Regions from separate parts of the Homo sapiens genome. Here region 1 is linked to region 2. A link is a loop called in an ENCODE intact Hi-C map of the cell type or tissue named here. Cell type or tissue: MCF 10A. All regions are shown on one strand. Each heading gives the region's core, and the rest is flanking DNA. Links, peaks and the distances in the headings are about the cores only. Region 1 overlaps DLG5 (discs large MAGUK scaffold protein 5). Region 2 holds the start of LOC105378372 (a long non-coding RNA gene).

What was found. Peaks named below come from ENCODE experiments on the same cell type or tissue, not always from the same donor. Only the 100,000 strongest peaks of a DNase experiment are listed, where the experiment ranks them.
Region 1: it touches region 2 in a loop (4-fold over the local background); 12 of 110 quality-filtered maps call a loop at or near these places.

What each region holds. Positions count from the first base shown.
Region 1 is chr10:77,844,275-77,849,645 of GRCh38, forward strand. The region is part of intron 5 of DLG5 (discs large MAGUK scaffold protein 5); the gene reads right to left. Among named protein-coding and RNA genes, the nearest start is that of DLG5, 80 kb to the right of the region's middle. In MCF 10A, for the core only: a CTCF peak has its summit at 2,542 (motif pointing right); DNase peaks (open chromatin) are centred at 997 and 2,567.
Region 2 is chr10:77,709,224-77,714,594 of GRCh38, forward strand. It overlaps LOC105378372 (a long non-coding RNA gene), which reads right to left and starts at 1,465. Exons shown (of 2, transcript XR_001747510.2): 1 at 1,283-1,465. RefSeq lists enhancers at 640-699, 1,070-1,259 and a silencer at 3,376-3,607. In MCF 10A, for the core only: a CTCF peak has its summit at 2,383 (motif pointing left); a DNase peak (open chromatin) is centred at 2,388.

The DNA.
Region 1 (5,371 bases), core at 224-5,223, 140 kb after region 2:
GGAGGAATTAAGTGCCTCCGGTGAAACTCCACCAGGAGAGGATTCTTGGAAACTCAGGCCCAGTTTCCCCTGGACTTTGCCTCACGCGCCTTTCCCCCTTTGCCGACTTTGCTCTGTGTACTTTTGTTGTAATAAATGTCAGCCATTGAGTATAATTACATACTGAATCTTTTGAGTCCTCCCAGAAAGTGACATAGCCCAGAATCAGGTTATGTAAATCGGACCTAAAGACTCTCAAAAGCCCTAGGGTGACCCTCCATGGTGTAGGGTCCCCCCGCATCCCATGCAAGTACCTAATATGTCTAGCACTGGTCTAGGGGCTGGTGATGCCAGACAGGACAGAAAGACGCTGTGCCCTGTGGGCCTTTTATCCTAATTTGGAGGGTGTGGACACACAGATAGGCCAAATAAAGTAACTTCAGAGCAAGGTAAGAACTATCAAGAAAATAAAAAATAAAACAGAATAATGGGCTGGAGAGAGCCATCTGAGCAGCAGAGTGGAGGTCTGTGAGGGAGGCTAAGGCTGAAGAGGCTTCTTGAAGAAGGCGACTTCAGAGGCAAATGAAGAAGAGCAGCGAGAGCACACTGGGCAGAGAGGGGGGCAGGGTCAAAGGCCCAGAGGCAGGGCCTGCAGGCGTGTTCTAGAGACAGAGAGGGGCAAGGCGGAGTAGCAAGAGCCCAATGCACAGGGGGAGGTGGGTTCAAAGGGGACCTGGAGAAGTGGGTGTGGGCATGGGGGTGGCCATGGCCGCAGGCCTCACAGTGAAGACTGTCTCCTGAGTGAGACAGGAAGCTGTGGAGGGTTTTAAGCTAGACAGCATTCTACTCTAAATGACAGGCACTAAAGTTCATTTGGGGTGCTGTTATAGAGAAAAAAACAAACCAAGAAGATGAGTTAAGAGGTTGCCAGGGGGGCTGCTGGCTTTGGCTAAGCACCTCATGGGATCTGAGCCCTGGGGTGAGTCACTCCACCTCTCTGGGTTTCAGCTTCCGGATTCCTCAAATGCCCAGGCTAGACCAGGAAAGCTTGTCTGGCCCTTCCAGCTCCAACAGCCGAGGAATCACCTGGCTCATTCAGTGGCAGCCTGGTTTATCAAGCGTTTGCAGCCTAGAGAACCAGAAGCTGGGACGATGGAACACTCCCTTTGGAATTAGGGTCAGCTCTCAATAAACACGAAAAACACAAAAAGCAAAAGAGGGCTTAATTTAAAAGTCAGAATCATAGCAACAAGAAAGTAAGGTCTTCCTCTAAGACCTAAGCATTAGATTCTAGGACTGTAGACTCTTAAAGAGGAAGTCAAGGAAGAGGGAGAAATGGAGGGAAGGAGGGAAGAAGGGAAGGAAGGAAGGAAGGGGAGGAGAAAGAGAAAGAGAGAGAAAGAAAGGGAAAGGAGGGAGGGAGAGAGGGAGGGAGGATTGGTTCATTTCAGGCTCATTCTTTTTCCTTTATTTATTTTTAAAGCAGAACATTTTCTTTCAAGGGAAATCTTACTAGTACACCAAAAATACAGAACTTATTTTAAAAAGCAGTACACAGGTATCTCAGGCAGTCAAAATCTTCACTGTTTTGTAAAATGGCATCACTGTTGCAAAACAGGAATGCACACTGAGAAACAGAACCTCACTGACAGTGCCCACTCTACATCTAAAATCTTTCTTTAAAAAAAAAAAAAAAAAAAAAAAGCCCTGGCCAGGCACAGTGGCACATGCCTGTAATCCCAGCACTTTGGGAAGCCGAGGTAGGCGGATCACCTGAGGTCAGGAGTTTGAGACCAGCCTGACCAACATGGTGAAACCTTGTCTCTACTAAACATACAAAAATTAGCTGGGCGTGGTGGCGGGCACCTGTAATCCCAGCTACTCGGGAGGCTGAGGCAGGAGAATTGCTTGAACCCAGGATGCGGAGGTGGCAGTGAGCCGAGATCACGCCATGGCACTCCAGCCTGGGTGACAAGCGCGAGACTTCGTCTCAAAAAAAAGACGAAGAATGGGCTCACCATGACTATACTGGGTCAGTGAAGGACAGTCCTGACATCTGGTCAACCAACGCCTTCTACCCACATCTGGAAAGGTCCAGCATCTAAACTGGATTGCCCTGATTGGTGAGCAATACCTCAAAAATGCCAATTAAAAATTACTTCAGGCCGGGCGCAGTGGCTCACGCCTGTAATCCCAGCACTTTGGGAGGCCGAGGTGAGCAGATCACAAGATTGGAAGTTCCAGACCAGCCTGGCTAACATGGTGAAACCCTGTCTCTACTAAAAATACAAAAATTAGCCGGGTGTGGTGGCAGGCACCTGGAATCCCTGCTACTCCGGAGGCTGAGGCAGGAGAATTACTTGAACCCAGGAGGCGTAGGTTGCAGTGAGCCAAGACTGTGCCACTGCACCCCAGCCTTGGCGACAGAGAAATATTCTGTCTCAAAAAAAAAAATTACCTCAAATGTTTTACTGTCTAAACATCCCCTAAGCCAAGTGAGAACCCCATTGGCTCCAAATGAGTCTGCTTTGCTGGGGAACAAAGGAGGCTGTCATTGCCTGAGTTCCCCACAAGGTGGCAGCCGCGGGGAGACGAGCCAACGCTCTCCTGCAGCGGCTTCCCGCCTTCCCAGCTCAGAAACAAACTCATTCCAAAGGCAGCCTTGAAATGACACAAAGCCCGGTTCTGGGTGGTAGCCCGCAGAGCCCACCTCCACAAGTGCTCGGCAGAATCAGGAGTCTATACCATGGTTTGGCCTCTTTGCAGTCCCCTGAATGGCTAACCTTGAGGGGCCTGGATCCGGGCCTGTGTGACAATCCAGGGATGATTCAGGGCCGTGTGAATCAGGCTGCCAGCAAGGGCCGTGAGAGTGGGCCACGAATTCCCAGTGCGACAGGGTGGGTCACAGACCTCGAGGTCCTTTCAGCTGCTCCCCCCAGCCTTCATAACATGGTAGGATCCTCGGGTCAGAAGACCGAGAGAGAGAGATCAGGCCCCGTACTGCTTGCTTCCACCACGATGACGGCCACCCTCGGCCTGCTCCACAAGTGAAAGCTCCTTGGGATAGGGTCGTGCTCACCGGGAGCTACTCCGCCTCCCTGCAACTCCTAACCTCTGGTTCTCACTCTAGCCTTGGAGTCAAACAGAATAACCTGTTCCCACAGGGCAGCATCCAGATACTCAAAGAGGCTCGCAGGCCCCAAACACTTCTCACCCTTTCTCTACAAACAGGACTCAGTGCCAGGCCTGTACTATGTAACCAACAGCCTCTGAACAAAGCTGGGGAACCAGGTCATGGTTAACTCCGGAGAATCCAAAAAACTAAATCTATTGGTCTAGAATTTTTCCCTCTCGCCATCAGAGGATTATGTTCTTGGTAGGTATTTCCACATGCACATGCACACACGAGTGCGCACACACACACACACACCTAACTACAGTCAAATGTTTAGCTTCCCAGCAAAAGCTAATGAAGAGAGAATATTTAAATTTGGCCCAGAATTCTAAAATTAAAGTGATCACAGTTCACTGCAACCTCAACCTCCCAGGCTCAAGTGATCCTCCTGCCTCCGCCTCCCAAGTAGCTGGGACCACAGACACGCCCCACCACACCTGGCTGATTTTTTATTTTTTGTAGAGATGGGGGTCTCACTATGTTGCCCAGGCTGGTCTTGAACTCCTAGACTCAAGTGATACACCCACTTTGGCTTCCCAAAGTGCTAAGATTACAGGCGTGAGCCCTGAGCCTGGCCTGAGAGTCAACTTTTCCACTCAGGCAGGCAGCAGTCTTTAGAGATGATGTCCCTCCAGCCTGAGCACGGGACAGTTGGCCTGTGAGTTCAAGGGGCTTAGGAGAAATGGGTGGAAGTTGCACAGGGGAGGCACAAAGACAGCCACAGTCTAAGCTGTTCCCTGCAGGGAGGCCAGGAAGAGACCAACCCTCCTACCTGTACCCTACATTGGTCAGAACACTCCTCTGTGGGCTTCTCTGTAAGGGATGCCCTTCAGCAACCAGGAAACCCCTCTCCTCTCTTCCTTCCTCCAGGCCCATCAAAGGGCATTCATTCAGGATACCTGGGACAAGAAAATCAACTTTCATGAATTACAAGAGAAAGTATATTTTAAAGACAGGGGAAAGGGCAAGGAGGAGGAGAGAGAAGACTCTCGGGGCCTGAGAGGTTTCCCAAATAGATTAGCAGGACCTAGGAGAACATGTGCACTGCCCTGGTCCCAGGAATTCTACCTGTAAGGCTCAAACTTCAAAACATGTGTGCAAAAGAACACAAAGACATGTGTGTCCACTGAAACATGGTTTGTAACATGGGAAGATGTTGACCACCAAGACGCTCCACACAGAATTCGATTAACACCTGACAGACAACAAAACAAGCAAGGACCTTTTTGTATGTGCAAATTCACAGAAAATGTAAGGAAACCCATGATATATTGTAGGATTTTTTTTTAAAGCAGGTTTCAGGGAATAAAAATTAAACTATATGGGTATTAAATGTGACATTAAAAAAAAAATCTACAAGGATACACATCCATCCCAATGGTTTACACAGAGGATGGTCATTTCCACAAAGCTAGGCTGGATCTGAGTAGGTGGGTGGCTGCCCACATTGGTTGAAGATTTTTTTTCTATTTTAACTAAAGAATACACACTATTTTAGTAAAGAAAAAAGATGCAAAAACACCCTCTACTTAGATTCCCCAACCAAGCCTTGTCAGGGTCTTCTGGGCATTCTTGACACAGCCTAGAAGAATCCAAGAAGGTGCACTCGGACTGCCCAAACCCAGAGATGGGGATGCCAGGCAGAGGCCCTCCCCAGCAAAACACACATATGGACAAAACACCTGTGTGCTGCTCTCAACCATGGCGCCCCCTCCCCTAGGGCTGCCTCATTTCCTCTGAGATAAATCATGCAGAGGGCCGGGAAGCCCCACAAATCCCTCAAGCAAACACTCAAGTCAAACAGCACCATTTACCCTGCAAGGGCCTCTTCAAGTTTACAAGGCGTGGGAGGAACCCGGCAACAAAACTGCCCTTGTCCAGAGAGGTTGACCTTTGCCCTTGGGCCCAGCGGGGAGCAAGCCTGTGGCCATCCCCTTATCCCCGCTTCCTCTGCTGCTGGCCTACTGCCACCTGAGCATCCCACAGCCAGGCATCCACTCCACGCCTGATGAAGGCAAGGGGGCCCAGGATGCCAGGACGCGGGGCTGGTCGCCCAGCAGCTCTGAGATGCTCCCAGCCCTGCTCCCTGTGGCAGCCAGGCCTCTTCTCCTGGTGGGGTCTGGAGGTGGTGTTTGCTGAGAGGCACTGGTCCAGCTGAACTGACCTGGGGGACCCCAATGACCAGGATGCATCCCCACCCCCGCCCCTGCTGCCAAG
Region 2 (5,371 bases), core at 204-5,203:
TGACTCCTAGGTTCAAGCGATCCTCCCACCTTGGTCTCCCAAAGTGCTGGGATGACAAAGCCTCCATGCCCCACTGTCATGATGATTCCGAATCACCTCCAGCAAGGGACACCCTCTTCTTAGGGCTGAGAATAACTGCCAATGAGGAACCATGGATTTGGAGGCCCTTCAAGGGTCAGATCTTGGTTCCACCAGGTTCCCATCCTCACCTGTCATCAATAACCAGCACCTTGGTCTCCTTGTCCCCTGCCTTCAGCATCCCTGGCAGATTCCTGATGGTGACACTCCCAAGGCCACTTCACAGGATGGACCCTCATGGGTCATCTGGGCCAAACGCCTCCATGATAAAGCATAAGCACCAGAGAGGAGGTGGACTTGTCTAGGTTACACAGGAGGCCTGGGGTTGCTATTGGGCTCACCCAGGTCTAGGGAGCCCAGGACAGCAGTCATCACCACCCCACTCTCAGTAACACTGTGCTCTTCAGTATGTAGACAGCTCACATCTATGCCCCATGCATGATTTACAAATGTAAAGACCATGCACAGGAGCTGGCTTAGCAAAAATTGATAAGCAGCAGCCCTGGTTATCATTACTGTCACTGTCCTTGTATCTCATAGCTTCATACTACACCCAAGTCACCATAGGCATGGGCATCTTTGTTTTATAGTAGGAAACCAAGGTTCACACCTTAGCCTGCAGGACTTTGTAAAAACCCTGCTGTGGGTAAAGAGCCCAAAATGGCCAGCCCCTCAGCCTTTTGCTCCCAACCCCCAAGCCCTTTCTCCTCCAGGGCACTGCCTCCCACCCTCGTCTGGTCAGGGGAGGCCACCAGAGGAGGAGTACTGGCCTGGCAGGGAACACTGGCAGTCTCGGCCCTTCACCAAACAGCAGGGGAAAGGCAGCAAGCCCCGCCCCGGTGGCCCCAAGATATGGGTGCCAGGAACCCGTCATTCAGAGACCACAAATGAAGAAAGCAGGGAGGCCAGCCCAGCCAGGCACAGCTCACCCCACCCTGCTGGGAAAACCCATTGTGTTTCACCGGGCATCCTGGGGTGCTGTTGTGGGCCAAGAATGACACTTGCCTCACGCCATCAAAACCAGAAGGGTATCCTAAGGGGAGTAGGCTCGCCCCGCAGAGCCACACTAGATGGAAGCAAGGCGAGTAGCCAGGGCAGAGCCCACCCCCCGCACCTCCCTCCCCACAGCCTGTGTAGACACACAGGCCGGCAGAGTCACCGGGGCAGCAGGTAGGAAGGGCGGTTCAGGAAGCCAGGTACTTACCACAGGGGAGCATGGTCTCTTCAGCCTCACCCTCAGGTTCTCACCGTGGGCTCCACTGGGCATCCATAGGACCCTGCAGTTGTGGGCAAAACCGGGGAGACCCATACAGACATCGTTTTCCTGGGGAGAAAGAAAATTCGATTTCATCAGAGTCCTAACCCTGTGCATGCCTTGCACAGGGACAGACGGAAATAAGCTTCCTCCCTACCCAGGTCATGGGCCTCTGCACTCAGTGACAAAAATGGGAGAGCACAGAGCCAGCTCCCCACACCCGCTGAAAAAACAAGGAGTCCCTGAGGCCTCATGTTCAATCCCACCCCCACCCCCCTTTTTAAGCCCTGTCAACTCTTTCTCGCCTTCAGTCATCAGCTTAGGTGCCTCTTCCTCCAGGAAGCTCGCCTTCATCTTCCCGGGCTGGTTTAAGGGCACTTTCCGTGCCATGTGCTCAATTCCTTGTGTCCCCACTAAACCTCAGATCCCACAGGAGCAGTGGCGGTGTCTGCCGGGTTCTCGCTCTGTCTTCTGCTCTGCTAAGGTGCCTGGCACACCATGCTCTCGATCCCAGATGAGTGAATGAACTAATGAATGAATGAATAGCAGCACCACATCAGGCTGCTCTCACATAACCCACATGGCTAAGGAGAGGTCTACGTTTTATTTTTTAAGAAGGCAGAGCTCGAGGGGGCCTTGAAGTCACATCGCCGGCTGCTGAGTCTACGAACAGGGAAGCAGCCGCAGTCCCCGAAAGGACCCGTCCCAGCGAGCCAGGGCCTGGTTTTCCTTCCGCAGAAGGCGGAGGGACCGGAGCGGGCGCGGGCACCCCTGGGCTCTGAGGGGCGCGCTCTGAAGGGCGGCGGACTTCAGGGCCATGCTGGCTGTCCCCAGAAAGCAGGAGCCCGAAACCGCGGGGCCAACGAACGCCCACATTCTCTGCTACAACCTCGCCACTCCCCTGCGCCTCTCCCCTTGCCCCCTGCCCCCACAGGTAACGCCCAGAACGAGTGCTTCTCCCGGTGGGGTACTGAGGAGCCTGGGCTGCAGCTGCCGAGCCGCCACAGCCACGCTGAGCCCGGCCTGGCCTGCACACTGGCGCCACCGCCTGGCGGGGAGCGGGACTGACGCGCTCCTCTCCCTCTCCTCCAGCCCAGATCACGGAGGCGCGGAGCTCCATCTCCTGCCCTGGGCGAGGGGAGTGAGGGAGACAAAGACTTTGGGCACAACACCCACCACATAGAACCTATTCTCTAGTTGGGAAACAAGTCAAGGCAAAGGCGCACAGAGTGAAAGTCAGTGTGTGAGCAAACAAAACACCAGCCAGCAGAGGTTAAGCTTCTATGCAAACAGGCCTGCCTGACTCAGGGAGCAGGGGAGACTGAGGCAGATGAGAAGCTCCCGCCGAGGCCACCAGGATGCCCAGGCCTTGGGGCTCCAGGAAACGTGGTCTCCACGCTCAATCTCGGCTCAGCCTTCCCCAGAAGATGCCTCTAGCCGGACAGAGCTGGGTTTTAATCATGCCGCCTTCATAAGCCAGGTGCATGATCTCTGGCTAGTTAACTACAGGTGCATTTCCTTAACCTATTTAAAAAAGGGGTGGGGGGATGGTTAGGAACTCTTGCCTGGTTGTGTTGTTGTTACAATTAAATCATGAATATGGAGCATTTGATGCAGTGCTCAGAATAGAAGCTACTCTTAAAAGCAATCCACTCATAATAGGGAACGAAGGTTCTAGAATGGCTACTTTTTAAAACTATAAATCAGAACAGATTCAATATAAGAACATCACTCTCAATTCTTACTCACTTCCATTCTGGAGTAGCAGAGAAAGAAGCAGAGGGGCCACTGGCTGCAGAGGGAATGGCCCAGAGCTCACAGCCTGTCCTGGTTAAGTGGCAGCCATGGGGAGGCCCTAGAGAAATGTCACCAAGAACTGTGGAGACAGCAAGGAGTAAATGCTAGCACTGATTGTCTGCCAAATGCCATTCAATGAACTACATTCTTTACAAGCATTGACTCATTTACTTCTCACACCACCCCTACAAATAGGTGTCATTATCATCCCCATTATTTTAGAGATGAGAAAGCTGGGACATTCACAGATTGGGGACCCAGACCAAAGTCACACTGCATCTAAGCAGCAAAACTGAAATTGTAGCCAGGTGTTCTGGCTCCAGAGCCTCTGCTCCCAACCACCAGCCAATACCTGCCTCTCTGATCTGGGAGCTATATTCATTCCCACTTCTCAGGCGAGAAAACTGCTGTTCAGAGCGATGAACTCTTGCAAGGTCACACAGATAGTCACTGGCAGAGCTGTGATTTTTAGTCTTGAGCTTTCTCCCTAATTCAACTTGGGATAGAGAAAGTAAAAGCTGGCCAGGCGCGGTGGCTCACGCCTGTAATCCCAGTACTTTGGGAGGCCAAGGCGGGCGGATCACGAGGCCAGGAGATTGAGACCATCCTGGCTAACACGGTGAAACCCCGTCTCTACTAAAAATACAAAAAATTAGCCGGGCGTGGTGGCCGGCGCCTGTAGTCCCAGCTACTCGGGAGGCTGAGGCAGGAGAATGGCGGGAACCCAGGAGGCGGAGCTTGCAGTGAGCCGAGATAGCGCCACTGCAGTCTGGCCTGGGCGAAAGAGCAAGATTCCGTCTCAAAAAAAAAAAAAAAGAAAAGAAAAGAAAGTAAAAGCCAGCCCCTCTCCAGCCGTCAGAATTACAAAAGGTGAACCGGGGACCTGTTGGCAATCACATTTCCGACCGTGTAGCAGAAGCTGGTCTATGGTAAGAGACGATAAAACCACCACACAGAGAGAAGCAAAGATGAGGCTCCGCCAACAGAGTTCAAGTCCCAGTTCCGGCCATTCCTGAAATCCAGCTGCAACCTTCCCTTTCTAAAACTTGGTTGTTCAAATTCAGGGTTTGACTCCAGGTGTCAATAAAGCCCCACTGTGTCCCCAAGTTGTTACAAGTTGGGGAATAGTCAGTTGCAACCAAAATGTGCTCTGCCACAGAAGGTGACATATGGAAACAAGAGGCAGAAACCCAGAAGTCCAGAGGATCTGGAAAAATGAGAGGAAAGAGAAGCCGAGAGCAGCAGAAAGAACAAAGGGTGCAAAGCTATAAAGAGCCTTTTGCCCATCTTGCCAAACCATCAGCTCTCTCACTTGTCCCTGAGCTTGCTGCTTCTGCCCACAGACTGCTTCCCAAACAGCTGTGAAAATATCGTGAACTGGTGCTTTTGAACATTTCCTCTTCCAAATGCATGCAAGTTTCACAGCCCCCTGAGTCCCACACGTAGACAATCACTTATACCAATTCCTCCTTCCGATAAATGTTCATGCCAGCTAAAATAACTCCCCATCCTTCAGATCCCCCCACACCAAGTAGTCTCCCTAAGTGCGTGTTCTTCCTGCCCCCCACTCCCCCGCACCCCTCCAGCAGGGTGCTTCTGGAAAGGCAGATGGCATGAGTGGAGAGCTGACCCCCAGCTCAGTCTTCAGGAAGGCAGGGCTGTTGATGAGTCAGCGGGGTCTGCACTGAAGCATCTGGCCCAAATTACCAGGATGAAGACTTTTTCGGCAAATTGCTCACAGCCCAACAGGCAGCACTCCACGCAGACCACCCCAGCGCTGCTGTTAGTCACGCGTGCATTTTAATTTAGCTACAGAAGAGGAAGGAGCAAAGAGCACAGAATAATCCTCTCCTTAGAGAGGAAAATGGGACCTCGGGAGCTTGCATGGCTTCCCTCAGGTCACTCAGCCAGTCAGAAAAGAAGCGCTCAGCAGGGGCAGGCTCCCTGAGCGTGTCCTAATCCTAGTCCTCGCAGAACTCTGGTCATTCTGGGATCAGCATCTGCAGTGGTCACATTCCTCACCTTCCCCCTGCCTCCCACCACCGTCACTTGACTTTCTCTCAGAGCTCAAACTAGAAGGGATCTGGTTCAGTTCCATCAACCATTCATTCATTCACTCATCCATTCAAAGTGGCGAGGCTGGAAGGGGCCTTAGGGCTCATCTGGCCAAATCCTTCCCATCCGGTGTTCACTGGGCTGTTTGACTCTAAGCCACAAACATTGACTCTAGCTAACTGAAGC